2 separate regions of the Homo sapiens genome follow, and region 1 is linked to region 2. A link is a contact called in ENCODE Hi-C or POLR2A ChIA-PET data. All regions are on one chromosome and are shown on one strand. Each heading gives the region's core, a stretch centred on a gene start or an enhancer-like site at or near the end of the contact. The rest is flanking DNA. Distances are from core to core; before and after follow the strand shown.

What was found. A loop is a pair of places that touch in the nucleus more often than their neighbours do. ChIA-PET counts read pairs that join two places held with the same protein, here RNA polymerase II (POLR2A). Pooled maps may share reads with other maps.
Region 1: a map of endothelial cell of hepatic sinusoid shows a loop between it and region 2 (4-fold over the local background). The contact joins two enhancer-like sites. A Hi-C loop is called at or near these places in 1 of 168 maps with a recorded cell type or tissue (endothelial cell of hepatic sinusoid) and 2 of 50 pooled maps. POLR2A ChIA-PET finds 5 or more read pairs at or near these places in 13 of 52 experiments (AG04450, B cell, Caco-2 and 10 more).

The regions. Positions count from the first base shown.
Region 1 is chr2:64,792,532-64,799,557 of GRCh38, reverse strand. It overlaps LOC105374776 (a long non-coding RNA gene), which reads right to left. Exons shown (of 3, transcript XR_002959393.2): 3 at 4,686-7,026. Among named protein-coding and RNA genes, the nearest start is that of LINC01800, 68 kb to the left of the region's middle. Within about 2 kb of position 1,522, at least 3 of the 41 ENCODE cell types and tissues checked have a DNase peak (open chromatin) inside an H3K27ac peak, as active enhancers do.
Region 2 is chr2:64,729,146-64,736,015 of GRCh38, reverse strand. No RefSeq gene overlaps it. Among named protein-coding and RNA genes, the nearest start is that of SERTAD2, 79 kb to the right of the region's middle. Within about 2 kb of position 5,360, at least 33 of the 41 ENCODE cell types and tissues checked have a DNase peak (open chromatin) inside an H3K27ac peak, as active enhancers do.

The DNA.
Region 1 (7,026 bases), core at 273-2,772, 67 kb before region 2:
AGACCACCTTGGGCAACATAGCAAGACCCTGTCTCTAAAATATATTTATTTTTAAAGAGCCAGGCATGGTGGTGCACACCTGCGGTCCCAGCTACCTGGTGGGAGGACTGCTTGTGTCCAGGAGTTGGAAGCTGCAGGGAGCTATGATCATGCCACTGCCCTCCAGCCTGGGTGACAGAGCGAGACCCTATCTTAAAAAAAAAAAAAAAATCAATCTGAAACTTAACAGAGTTACCGTAAAAACTAAGTTTTTCTGGCCTTCTCGTAACTGGAAATATCTGGTTTACTACACATCTACTTTACATGAGGATGATTTGTTTCTAGTGATGGCCTGAGACCTGAGGCACTGAAAGATTCTGAAGACCTGGTCATCTCAGAAAGTCTGAGTTCCACAGCAGCCAAAATTGGGCTTGAAGTGTGTTTCTGTACATAAAAGTCTTCAAATGGTTGCTTTTTATTGGCCCAAATAATTGACTAACCTGAAGATCTCATTCCCCAGTCATGTCAGAGGATAAATATTGATCATATTTGGTGGTCAGGCTCAACTATGAGAGAAAATTTCCTCCCTCCATTGCTCAAATAAACGTTCATGCCAAATAAATCTCTCCAGGGCCGACTTCAGATGAAGGATGTTCAAGCTGAAAGAAAGTGATGAACCTACATGAAAACATATGTCCCTTCTCTGTATACATTTATGGATGGATGTCTTAGGAACTCAAGAAAATGCCTTTTTTCCCCAAAAAAAGTACCAACTCCCCTACATTTTCTTGGCAGTTCACAATTAGAGTGCACTGGAGAGATTGAATTATTTTACTTCAAATGTGTAGAAGCACACTGTTCTCAGAAAACTGCTGAAGTCTATCTGAGTATCAGCCTGTCTGATCATTTAGGGTCGCAGCTGTGCAATAAATGTTGGTTTATCCTTTTGGCCATTACAGAGACACTAAATCCAGAGCCAGCGTCCACCCAGAAGTTTTGAGTTTATTTGAATAACATTCTTATGCCTACAGGAAAATGAGTGTCCATGGTGAACTGATGTGTAGGAAATTGTTAAATGTTGAGGGGCAGGATGGGGGATGGTAGAAGAGTTAGAAAAAACCCAAAAACCCAGGGAGGTCATCTCAGAGAATTAGGAAATCCAGATCTTTTCTTTTATAAGCCTCAAATATTTCCAGGATTCCATCTGGCTTTCATTTCTAACCCCTTGTCTTCTAACAAAGAGAATAAAGATGGTTTTAAAACTAAATGTGAGCCCTTCCAGAAAAAGACTGAACAGGAGTTTCTCTCTTCCCCTCTTTTGCCTGGTAGCAGAATTTTCTTTTGCACTATTAAAAATGGCGTGGGCCACCTTTTCTCTAAAAACACACGAAGCTGATGCATAACTCTTTTCCAAATAATTAATCTTTCCAGTGGAATCTTTCAAAGCCCCACATTTCCTGTTATTTTATACAACTGCAATTTGTAACTGGAGCTCCTGCCCAGTGTTCCACAGGCAAAATGCCAAATCCACTACATTTCACCTACTGAGGTGCCCTGCACAAATAATCCTTAACCACAAGTTAAACAGTTAGGTCCTGTGCTCGCTTGAAAGAAAAGCCCAAGAAACAAAAGACTTTTACCATACTTCTGTGCTAAAATTTTAGTGGATGCTCACAATGTTTTATTTTCCAACGTCCACATTTGAAAATATCACCAGTATGCCACAAGAAAAGATTTTTCAAAAATGAATTGGTTCTTGTGTTAAGTGAATGTTTGAGAGTCATAAAAGTGACACCTTCTTAGTTATCTGAAGGCCAAAAGCTGTGGCTGTTGTATCAGATCCACCTCATTTGCTTCCTTGTCTTTGAGCTGGAAGGCCAGAGCTAAGGTTGGCTAAAGGGTAAGCTGGGGAGGCAGGATTTGTGGGGTCGGCAGGTGACCCCATCCGATCTTCCCCCTGCACTTCCCCTGTCCATTCACTCAGTTACCACTCCTCCAAGTTGCCCATGAACTGAAGTTCTCTCAAGATCACTAGGTTGGCCCATCTCTACAAAAAACACAAAAATTGGCCACCTGGGACTACACCTGTAGTCCCAGCTAGTAGGGAGGCTGAGGTGGGAGGATTGCTTGAGCCCAAGAGGTTGAGGTTGCAGTGAGCTGTGTTTGCACCACTGTACTCAAGCCTGGGCGACAGAGCGAGACCTTGTCTCAAAAAAAAAAAAAAAAAAAAAAAAAATCACGAGGTTGAGAGTTTCTTCTCTTTCAAATCCTTTCCATTCTCCTTAAACACCTCCCTACCCCAACTTCACATTTCTTTTTTTTCCCCTGTCATAACAGCCTACGATTGAATCACCTCACATTTCTGCATATGACCTGCCTTTACTTTTCAAAAATTGATGCCATAGAGCCAGGCCCCCAGCTTCCTGCTGCAGCCCCACCTTCCCTGGCGCCATCCCCACTTCCTTTCCTCCCATCCCTTGGCGGATGCGTCCTGCCCTTAGGTCAAGCCCTGCACCTGTGTTCTGGATCCCAGCCCCCAGAGCCCCACACTAGAAAATGTCTCCTCTCCCTTCTATTTCCAACGCTTCTCTGACACCCGAATCCTTCCCATTTACACTTAAGCATGCTTGAGTCTCTCTCAGCACAAAACAAAAACACCTCTCTGAAACCACAGCCCCTTCCTACAACTATTCTTTCTTCTCTCCTTCCCAGCGAAACTTCTCAAATGAGTCGTCTATACTCCACTTCAATTTCATCCGCTCCCCTCACTCCTCAGCCTCATCACTTTAGCTAAAATAATTAATGACCACCACATTGCCAGAAAGAACTCAGTCCTTATGTCCCCTAGTCTCTCTGGGACCATTCCCTCCTAAAACCCAAGTCCCTGGGCTTTGAGGACCAAAGCCCTTCTCATTTTCCTCCTACCTCTTTGCCTGTGGTTTCTTTTTCTCCTTTGCAGACCCAATCTTCTCTACAGAGCCATTAAGTGTTTAGGTTATTTAAGCTTCCTTTTCTCATCTATATGCAATCCCTGCTACCCACATCCACTACTCCGATAATCAGGCTCCTACTTGCAGTTGCCTATGCCAAGTCTCCAACTGGGCTTTTCATAGGCACAAGTTCAAATCCCAAGGATCTTTCCTCCCAGACTTGCCTCACTACCTCAGATTCTTATCTCAGCCAATGACACCACCATCGGCTGGGCTGCTCAGGTCAGAAACCCAGACATCCTTGATGCCTTTCTCTATTTCTCAAATTCAACCTATCCCTCAACCCTGGCAATTTTACCTCCTAAAATTTCTGATGTCCATTCACTTTCTCCATCTCTACATCAAATGCCAGCCCCAGACACTGTCTTCTCTCGTCTGGATCATGGCAATACTCCACCACTGATCTCCCTACATCCATTCTCAACCCTCTCTAAGCGGTCCCCCCAAGTGTTGCCAGACCATGTCACTCTCTTGCATGGAGTTCTTTAATGGTATGTTGGACACAAACCCTGTGTGCCTTCTCAGATTCCCTTGACTGTGTCCTTTTTTCTCTATTGGCTGGTCTTCCACCTGCACTTCCACTTCCAGGTTTGGATGAAATGCCACACCGCAGGTACAACCAATGAGAGGCTGGGTGATGCACCCTGGAAGGACATGGGAGTTAGCTTCTGTAGAATTAAACATGAACAATGGGCAATGCAAGATGGGAGAATACCAGGCAGATAAATTATTCCTTCCTTTCTACCTGCTAAGAATTGCTCTGAGATATGATTTTCCACATTAACTTTCTGGAGAAGTCCTGTGTGGTTAACAAACACCTGGTAACCAACCCGCTGTGTTTCCTTGCAGCTGGAGCTCATTGTGGTGCAGTAACCAGAGTGATAACACAGCATTGCCTTGCTCCACATCTTTCCTCACTTTACCTCCCTTTTCCTCACCCTCACTGTCCTGGCTTTTGCCTTCCAAGAAAGTGTCACCACTTTGGTCTTTAACTCAGATTTTACTTCTTAGAGGTCCCAGGCAAGACAAATGCTTAGGATAAAGACCATAATATCTATCCAAGCTTTACAGGAACTGATTCCTGTGTACTTCGTTAGCTTCTCTCGTCTCTTACTTACCACTTTCCTGTCTATCTCCAACTACAATAGAGAGTTCTTTTTTCATGCCAAGTCCTCACACGCCTTCCTCTCCACCATCTCCTGGCTTCATCTGGCTAACTCTTTTCCCACCTGATCTCAGTTTCCACATTACTTCCTTCACTTCCTTTGGGAACCTTTCCAGCCCTCTCCCTGCTTTCTCCTCTCCAAGTCTCCTAAGTTAGGACTGTCAGTGCTCTAAGTCATTATTCCAATAGTGCTGGACCCTCCCGCACTGACGGTAAATTCCATGTGAGCAGGGACAGTGTCTGCTTTTGCTCTCCCTGACATCAACAGCACCCAGCAAAGGAGTTTAAAACTCAACAAATGTATCTGAGTTAATGAACCCATGGGGTTCAACCTTATTGTCTTACAGACGGAGAAGCTAAGATCAAAGAGATTAAGAGATTCATTCAAGATCAGACAGTTAGCTAGTGAGTGGTAGAACTCAGTTTTACCTTCTACTTTTTAAATTAAGAATCATTCTTCTCAATTCTGAAAACGACAGATAACAGACAGATCAATGAAACAGAATGGAGAATCCAGAAATAGACTTAAATACCTGCTTCAACATATGAAAAGTGCTCAGCTTCATTCATTTATAATAAAAGAAATGCAAATCAAAAATAGGAAGTGACTTTTTTTTATCTTTCTGACTGGCAAAATTCACAAAATTTGATAATTGCCTCTCTTGATGAGGACACTCAACAGTAAAGTTCCAAATACATAAAAGTAAATTTATGAGTGTTTACGGAGTGTGTAAATTGTTTTCCCTCACGGAGGACAGTCTGGCAATAGCTATTTGATTGCAACAAGTACCAAATCACAAGGGCACATGCTCTCTGCAATTCAACCCAGCAGTTCAACTTTTAGGTACTTATCCTGTAGATGTATTTGCCCAGGTGGGAAGTAGCGAATGTACAAAGTTATTCATTGCGGCGTTATTTGTAACAGCAAAAGATTTAATGTGCATTATTTAAGGACTTAAGTAAATTATGTTATTTTCATACAATGAAATATTATGTAGCTGTTTAAAAAGGCTAATAAGGCAGTTCTATTCTTTTGAATTCCACATTTCTGTAAATGGAATTTTCCATACTCCTATATATGGAATATTTTATACTCTTGTCGTAGGAATATCCCATAGTCCCATGTATTCCATATTTCTATAATAATATGAAACCCTTTCCAAGAGGCATTAGGTGAAAAAAAGCAAGGTACACAGTAGTTATATAATATGCCACAATTTGGGTTAAAAAATGAACAAAAACTCCAAATAAAATCAATTGAATTGTAAACTAAATTCAGTGAGGGCAGTGCCTTTATATAGTTTGTGTTTCTTACATTGCACAGCAAATGCTTCAATTACTGTTAATTAAATGTCTCTATTAATATTTGTTGATTAATTTCAATAAGAAGAAATGTCCTAAGTGATAAGGGAAGTGAGACAAAGGAAAAATACACAAGTAGTCATTGTGTATACTTGTTAGTCATTTGGGTAAAATATTATCAAAGAAGAAAATGTAATCTGACAGTCAGTATGATGGTTTAGGTCATCTGCAGATTTTTTGTTATGCACCATGAATCAGTTAGCCATTCCCATGAGAACTGAAGAGCTCTGCACTCTTGGTTGTATGAACTCCTTTCTACCTCAACTAGAAAGGAACAGATACGCTATAAAGCTTTCCCTGCCAAAAGCTTATTGAGATCAGGTCTCTGTTATTGGTATGTCCTCACTACTGGATTAACCTGATTTCTCACTCATATGCCACATCAGGCAAACCAAATGAAAAGATGCTTATGTATTGGCAGAGAGCTTTGCTCACACTAAAGAAACAGGTATAATTTGATTAAAGCCAGGGTTTTATATTGCTGTCTGTGTGTTCTTTTGGAAGACGTATGACTATATAGCTTAGACCTGGGAAGTAATAACTGTGAAATCTATCTGTTGCCAAAGTAAATATCTGCGTGTTTTCCTGTCAAAATGCTCAGTGTTTGAGCTTGCTGTGCCTCAGTGGGGACGTTACTGCTACAGAGGCACTTATGTTATTTCTTTTCTGGATTTGAAGGCTTTTTTTCTGAATAGTATTTGAGTGTGTCAATACAAAGGTATTTCCTAGTATGACAAAAGCTCAACGATATTTATAATATCAGGAAGCTGTTGTTTTCTTATCCCGAAATCAGTATATTAAAGGCAGAAAGAGTCACTGAAAGCAGGCAATGTACTCTTTACAGAACTAGTCTTGATCCTTTGGCTTCATCTTAGATAGATAGATAGATAGATAGATAGATAGATAGATAGATAGATAGGGTGTTGCTTCAATGTATAGAATAAAGACTACATTTCTTAGCCTCTCTTGCAGCTAGATGTGGTTGTGCATTGGTAGGTAAGTGGTATTGTATGGGTCTTTCAAGGATTAAAGGAAGCTGAATTGCCAAGATGACCCCCCACCCTCTTTTTTATCCATTGGGGCTTGATAGCCTGTATTAGAATGCTGGAGTGATACTGAGATGAATAAGACATGGTCCCTATCCTTGAGACATTTACAATTAAATCATACATATAGAGGTATAGAACTGCCAGAATGCAGAAGATAAAGGAATTAATCCTGAGTAGAGGAAACTCAGAAAGTTCCATTACACATATTATGTAAGCTGGCCTTTAAAGAATGAGTTTAATTCTTTAATTCCAGATTTTATTGAGGACTTACCGTGTTCCAAGAAGGATGTGAAATGCTTTGCAGGTGTTATCTCATTTATTCTATATGGTAATCCTGTGAAGTAGGTAATATTGTTATCCCTTTTTACAGATGAAGGAACTGAGGGGCAGAGAGGTTTAATGACTCGCCTGGATTAGAGAGCTAGTAAGTGGCTGACCTCCCTGAAGTTGAAGCTCATCCACAGGGATCTGCTGCCTATGA
Region 2 (6,870 bases), core at 4,111-6,610:
GGGTGCCTGTAATCTCAGCTACTCGGGAGGCTGAGGCAGAAGAATCACTTGAACCCGGGAGGTGGAGGTTGCGGTGAGCCGAGATCACGCCACTGCACACTTGCCTGGGTGATAGAGCAAGACTCTGTCTCAAAAAAAAAAAAAATTGTGTCTAATTTACCAATAAATCTCTTTTGGATTCTTTGGTCTTGAACCCTCTCATACCTACTGCAAGAGAGAGTCATCTTCCAAAGACATGTTTTCCAATACTCTATGCAGGAACAATGGAAGGTCTTTGTTCAGGCATGCCCTTTTCAAAATAGAGAGAGAAGGACTGTCATATTTTTCTCGCTATGGTATTTCTAAAGCACTTCTGAAACACCTGTGACTTCCTGCAAAATTGCCACAACCCAATTACATGGGATGTTCTTCCCTTTTAAATTTTCTTCCAAAATGACAGGATCACTCTTGAATGAAAGTTATTGATGCCTGTTGACCCCTGTAAGTAGAACGTTTAACTCTGCCATCCTCCATGGCAAGAGAATGGAAGAAGGGTGAAAAGTCTGGTCTCTCTCTTGACTTGGAAGATGCTGAACCCTGGCCTGTTCCTTTCTGTTACTTTTTTTCAGTGTCTTTAATTTTTAGATTTAGTGTTGAAGTAGCTATTGATCTGTTAGGCTCTGTGAATACTGAAAATACTCAGATTTTGGATGGTTCGATCCATAATTCAGAGCTTCTGCTGGCATGAATCTTTTCAGCCAGAGAGATGTTTTTTAAAGGAACTCTTTAAGTGTGTGTTGATGATTCTAACACATTTCAAATTAGGTTCTATAATTGTAATGCTGCACAATGAAAGCAAAACTCTGAGATAAATTATAATTTTATTAAAGAAGCCAGAGAATGGGACATTGTGGCTATAATTTTGTTTAAAAGTGCTGAGTTTTGAGAATATAAAAATTTGAAATTCATATTGCATTCCTTGAAGTGCTATTGGTTATTTTTAAGAAGGATGAAATATGATTATAACTTATGAAGCTTGGTTTCATTTGAGCACATTTTAAATGTTAGTGCCTTGCAGAAAAGTTTTGTGGACAAGATTCCCTTTGCTGTGTAACAAATGCTTTTACTGTTTAGCCAAGGTTTGTTACTAATGGCTCAGAGGCTGAAATGAAAAGTGAAATGTCTGTTGTTTCCCATCTAATAGCTTGATTTTATTTTTATTTCCACTACCCAGTGCTAAAAAAAGAAAGCCAAGATCAAGATCCAAAAGCTCAAACAAACTAACATTTAATTTCCCAACTAGAGTTAAGACTGACCTTGCCGTGATGTGTAAGTCTTGTATGGGAAACGTTTATTCATGGCTGTGCAGTTGACCATACTCATTGCTGGATCAGGGTGTATTCTTGTCTTCAGACAATCAAGCAGGTAAAAACCAGTCGAGACTAAGCAGTTGGACTGACTCAATTTCTCTTTTTCGTCTCTGTTGAGAAATGTTTTAACTGTGTTTCTTGCCCCTACTTCTTGGTCTACCTGAGAGAATGGAACAAAAGTCTAATTCAGTGGATTGGAAAGCAACGAAGAGTCCAGAGTGTATTATCTGCCACTTATTACTGAAGGTTTATACTCCAATGATAGAGCAATCACTAGCGCTTTGTCTTTGTGTTTGCTTCTTTCTTGATTCTGTCATTCCTGTGTACTCTCTTGGAGCTTCTCATGGGCAAGATCTACAACTTCAAGTTGTGTGCGATGGATTTTAAGGGCAAACTGCCATAGTTCCAGGTCATTTATTGTTTTCATTTTTCTCGAGGAATTCTTATTCTGACTGAAAACTGCAGGATGACCAGTGAAAAATTGTTGACCAGCTAAGGAAAATGTATTTACAATAGTTTTTAAAAACTATTTGGAAAAGAGATTATATTTGGAGAAAATTTGTCTGTACTTTGGCTAAGTCCCTAGACATAAGCTTTATTGTGTACCAGGTCATGGATCCATCTTTTCTACCTTAGCATGAAATCCATGTGGTACAAAGACACTCATGTCTTCTCAGCACTGTTGTGTTCCACTACCACTAATTTGACGTTATCACTAGTGTAGTGATTACTGAATGGTAAGTACACTAGATTGACATGGGTCATGAAGATTTGGTTTTATTTTTTGCAGTACTTATGCATCTTAAGAACAATATGATAAAAATGGAAACTTCTTCCACGCGGGCTAATTTAGGGTTATTAATAGAGTTATACAGGCATTTGACCACTCGTTTTTCTGTTTTGATCTTACATGATGATTGGACAGGGAGATGGACAAAGAAGCATTGCATAGAAGAGATCACTTTCATGATGGAGGAGAGGTGCTTGTTACCACTACCTTTTGTTTGTCTGTGCAATCTACAAATCAGTTCATATGGCCTCTGACAGCTGTTCTGGTGACCTAGGTTCACGTATTTTGGAGAAACTGTGACTTTTATTACTGAATAATTATGTGAATGAGGAGTTTTTTTAAAATGGATTTCCCATTTCCTAAAATAGAGGCCTTTTCTTTAAGATTCTTTTGCTTCACTTTATGTTAGTTATTCATACACTTATTGACATTGTTGGTGTGAGAATTACTCTTTTACATTGTTCTTCAGTTCAAGTTGTTGACATTCCAGCTAGCAGTATCCCTACCTCTCACCTTAGGAATACAAAATGAGATGCAGTATGGAATACTTAAATCTTAACTTTTGAATGCTAGATGCAGGTATCAGTGTAAACTTATTACACCATTATATGATGAGGGAAAAAAATAGGCATTTTTAATGACTAGGAAAAAGTTCTTGACAAAGAAAAGTTCTGTTTTGTTTAGTCAGTTACTGAAATGGAACTGAGTCTTTTTTTTTTTTTTTTTTTTTTTTTTGAGTTGGAGTTTCACTCTTGTTGCCCAGGCTGGAGTGCAATGGCCCTATCTCGGATCACTGCAACCTCCATCTCCCGGGTTCAAGCGATTCTCCTGCCACAGCCTCCCAAGTAGCTGGGATTACAGGCATGCACCACCACGCCTGGCTAATTTTATATTTTTAGTAGGGACGGGGTTTCTCCATGTTGGTCAGGCTGGTCTCAAACTCCTGACCTCAGGTGATCCACCCGCTTTTTATTAGGTGTGTCTTTGAAGCTAAAGTGATTCAGTGCTTACAGTCACCTATCAGCGTTCATGTAGTGAGTTCTTGGAACCCTTTGTGCTCCTGGAGAGGCAGTTTATGTAGCAAATGTATAGTAAGCAAGTGTACTATGACTTTTCTAACTATCACACCATTGAGCACATGATGCTTTGATGTACTGGAGTGCAACAAGCAGTTTCGCCATGGGGTGTCAAGTGGGAACTCGGGCCCTTGGTCAACCCAGTTATAAATGTCTATTCTTCACATGTCCTCCTATTTTCTTTGTGTGCGTTTATAATTGCTTTCAGTGATCCTGTCAATTTGACAAACAGAAAAGGTTAGAAAAGTAAAGTCGAAATAGCCAGTTTTAGAATTTTAAGTAAAAGTTGGATAGGGGCAAATATTAAGAATAAGGGTTCCTGTCAATTCAGTTTCTCTTACTATTCCTCTTACTGATTGCCTTGACTGACAAGTTGACTGCTTTACTTTATGTGAGGTTTTATTCTTTTAAAGATAGAGTTCATGAACTTTGTACTGGCTCCAAACGTGTGAAGCTCTGCTCTAATCATTGCTTTGTTCAGTCGATAAAATTCCTGCTCATTTGAAGCATTCCTAACTGAGACTATTAATGCTCCTGCCTGCCGCCTTTTTGCTATCATTGTTTCACATCATCATTGATTCGTGTATTCAGGTGTCTTTCACCACATAAAGGAATGAAGCTGATGACAGCCATTTTCAAGTATAATCTGAAACTACTTCCACATTTTTCTACAAAGGTGTTTGGCATCTGGATTAGCACTTATGTTGGGGAGGAACCCTGGGATAGATAGCTCTTTAGGTTTCTTGACGTGTTTAGGATATGTGGCTAATGTTACTTGCTGGCACCAACCCTGAAAAAGTTGAACTGGTGTCATACTTTTTATGCTCCTGTTATGTCTAACTATAAAATGAAGGAAGTGCTCATGGCACTTCCCCCTTATTTAGTGAGTTCTCCTCCGCAGCTCTCAGAGGAGATGGCCAGGGTCCGGCTGAATGCGCAGTCCATGTTTCTGTTCTTTTCTAGTTCCTGTAATGTAATGTTGCATAAAACTTTCACTCGTTGTCTTCTTTTTTTCTTATGTCCTCTTAAAAATTGAAAAGTAGTATTTTCTATTATCATCACCATTTCTCATACACTGAGAATAAGGACCATCTTGGCTAAGTGTTTGACCTAGGATTATATGTAATGAACTGCAGAGCCAAAAACAGAACTTGGGATTCTTTCTGGGCTTCATTTTATTCCTGAGCCATAGTTTCTCCTTTCTTCAGCTACACTTAAAACAGGACCAAAGAAACTAATTTCCAGGGACCAAGAATATTTCCCACATCTCTTCCATCTCTTCTTCAGTGTTCCAGTGTTAGGATTTACACGAGATTTATTGTCTGAGGTAAAGTTTCATTGCCAGTTATAAACACGATCCGCTCCCATATTATTCCTGATTTGACTGCTGTCCCAGAAGGTGATGGATAGTTGAAGAAAGATTATAATGAAAGCAGCCCCTATTTTCTTTTTTGCCCTCTAAATTTGATTTAACAGGCTGCTTTCTGCCAGGAAATTTCATGAATGGGCAAATGTTAATAAGCCAGATTTTTTTCCTGTTTATAGTAATAAATGTAACAAAATATCTCCCCAAAGTGGATTCAGTTAGACTATGTTAGTACTTGAGTGAGTACTTCCTGAACTTATAGGAGGAAGCAACTGCAACCACTCTGAAAATGAAGTGGTTCCTATAAAACTTGGTTACTGCAGTCTGAATATATTTCATGCTTTGAAATATTTTGTCCATAGTTCTTTTGTTAGTGAATGTAGAGCTTGAGGAGAGTTCTGTAAAAACTAGAATCAACTGTTTTGCTTTCAAAATGCTTTTTAAAAATCAAACTGAGGATAAAGTTGCCGAATGACAGGTTTTCCCCGCTTTCAGAGTAACAAAAGTGAAAGTTGCATTTTGATCAATTTTGCTTAGTCTTCTTAGTGAAATCGTAAGATCCAAAGTACATGCTGTTGTGCACACACCAAGCAGTTAAGCAGTTTTGTTGTTTTAGTGCCGCTGAACGTGAACTGGTGCATGTCCACACATGCCACGCATAAAGAGTCCATTCTTGCTCACGTGCAGACTGAGAAGCCTGGCCATAGAGGTCTTGGGCTCAGTGGAAATTGGCAGCCTCTCTTCTCCTGTAAACAACAGCCTGACGTCACCCCATGCAGTGGTGATAGCAGACCCACTTCAGAGATTCCCAATTGACAGAGCTGTGGAAGGGCTGGCTTTGATCATCTTCAGTCACGCTTGAGTGAATGCAATGCAGAGAAATTTGTTAATGTCAGAAATACTGGAGTAGCCCTTTAAAACTGTTTTTAAAATACTTATCTGTGAATTTTCACATGTAATCCCAACAACAAATCTGTGTGATCAGCAAGAGAATTGTGGCTATTCCTATGTTAGAAATGTGCCAATTCAAGTCCAGAGAATAAAAAAGTTAGTAAATGGTGGTGGAATGACTGAAATTCAGGCCTTCTAAACCCTGCCTTGTCTCTCTTTCCACTATATTAAATAATTTCTGTAGAATAGTAATTGTTAATTGTTCCATTCTGCTATTTCCTCTCCCATCTAAAATGTGTGGGGTGATGATTTATGAGTTTTCTTTTTTTCCCCAGTCAAGACATCTGTGCATTAACATCAGATACACTCTTTCTGCATTTGGGAACTCCTAGACAATAAGGTAACCCACTCCTCTGCTTCTGAGAGAGCCTTTGAAAAATCTAACATAAGCCTACACTCACAACTTAATTGGAAAGATTTATTAACAAGATGATCCTGTTGCTCATTTGGCTTCTGAAAGCTACATAAAATTGAGAGGATGAATCGTCGTAATTCTTTTGTGTTGTTAACTGGAAGAGACAAAACCAACATGAAAGGACTGCTCTATTAGTTAGAAATCAGAATTTTATTGGGGGAGGAGGAGAAAGTTGAATAGCCACTGGTGAAAATATAACTTATTTGTTATATGAAATAGTTGTCTTTTCTCATGTGCCCACTTCTGGTTTATTTTCAGGCAGTTACAAAAAGTAGAAAAAGAACTATTACCTTCCATGATTTATATAGTTGCATATATGATTTGGGAATACTTCAGGCTGTAGGTAGCTCTTGGTTTTCTGTTTGTGACTAAGTTAGTTTTTCAGGGTGACATTAAGAATAGGCAGGAAGAGTGCTTAGATATCTGTGGATTATCCATAGTGAAGTATGTGGACCTTCTCTGCTGAATGCCCGGAACTTGGAGCAGCTCACCTGGGAGGTGTATGTTTAGGGAATACAAATTTATGTTGATTTTAGTTTACCCTAGACTGAAAATGTATTAACATCCTATACATTAAAGCAAATGTAGTTTTAAAAAATAAACGGCTTTTTAAAATGTACTTTGGCAGATAGCAAGCACTCAAAAAAAAGAGTTTTAAATAAAGCTGTGATAATCAGAAGTTAATTATTTAGCAACCTCAGTAAGCTAGCATCTATACAATAGTTGACTAAAATATACCCAAGAGAAAAAGTACATTTGGGCTGGGCGCGGTGGCTCACGCCTGTAATCCTAGCACTTTGGGGGGCCGAAGCAGGAGGATCACCTGAGGTCAGGAGTTCGACACCAGCCTGGCCAACATGGTGAAACCCCGCTTCTACTAAAAATACAAAAATTAGCTGGGCCTGGTGGCGTGTGTCTGTAGT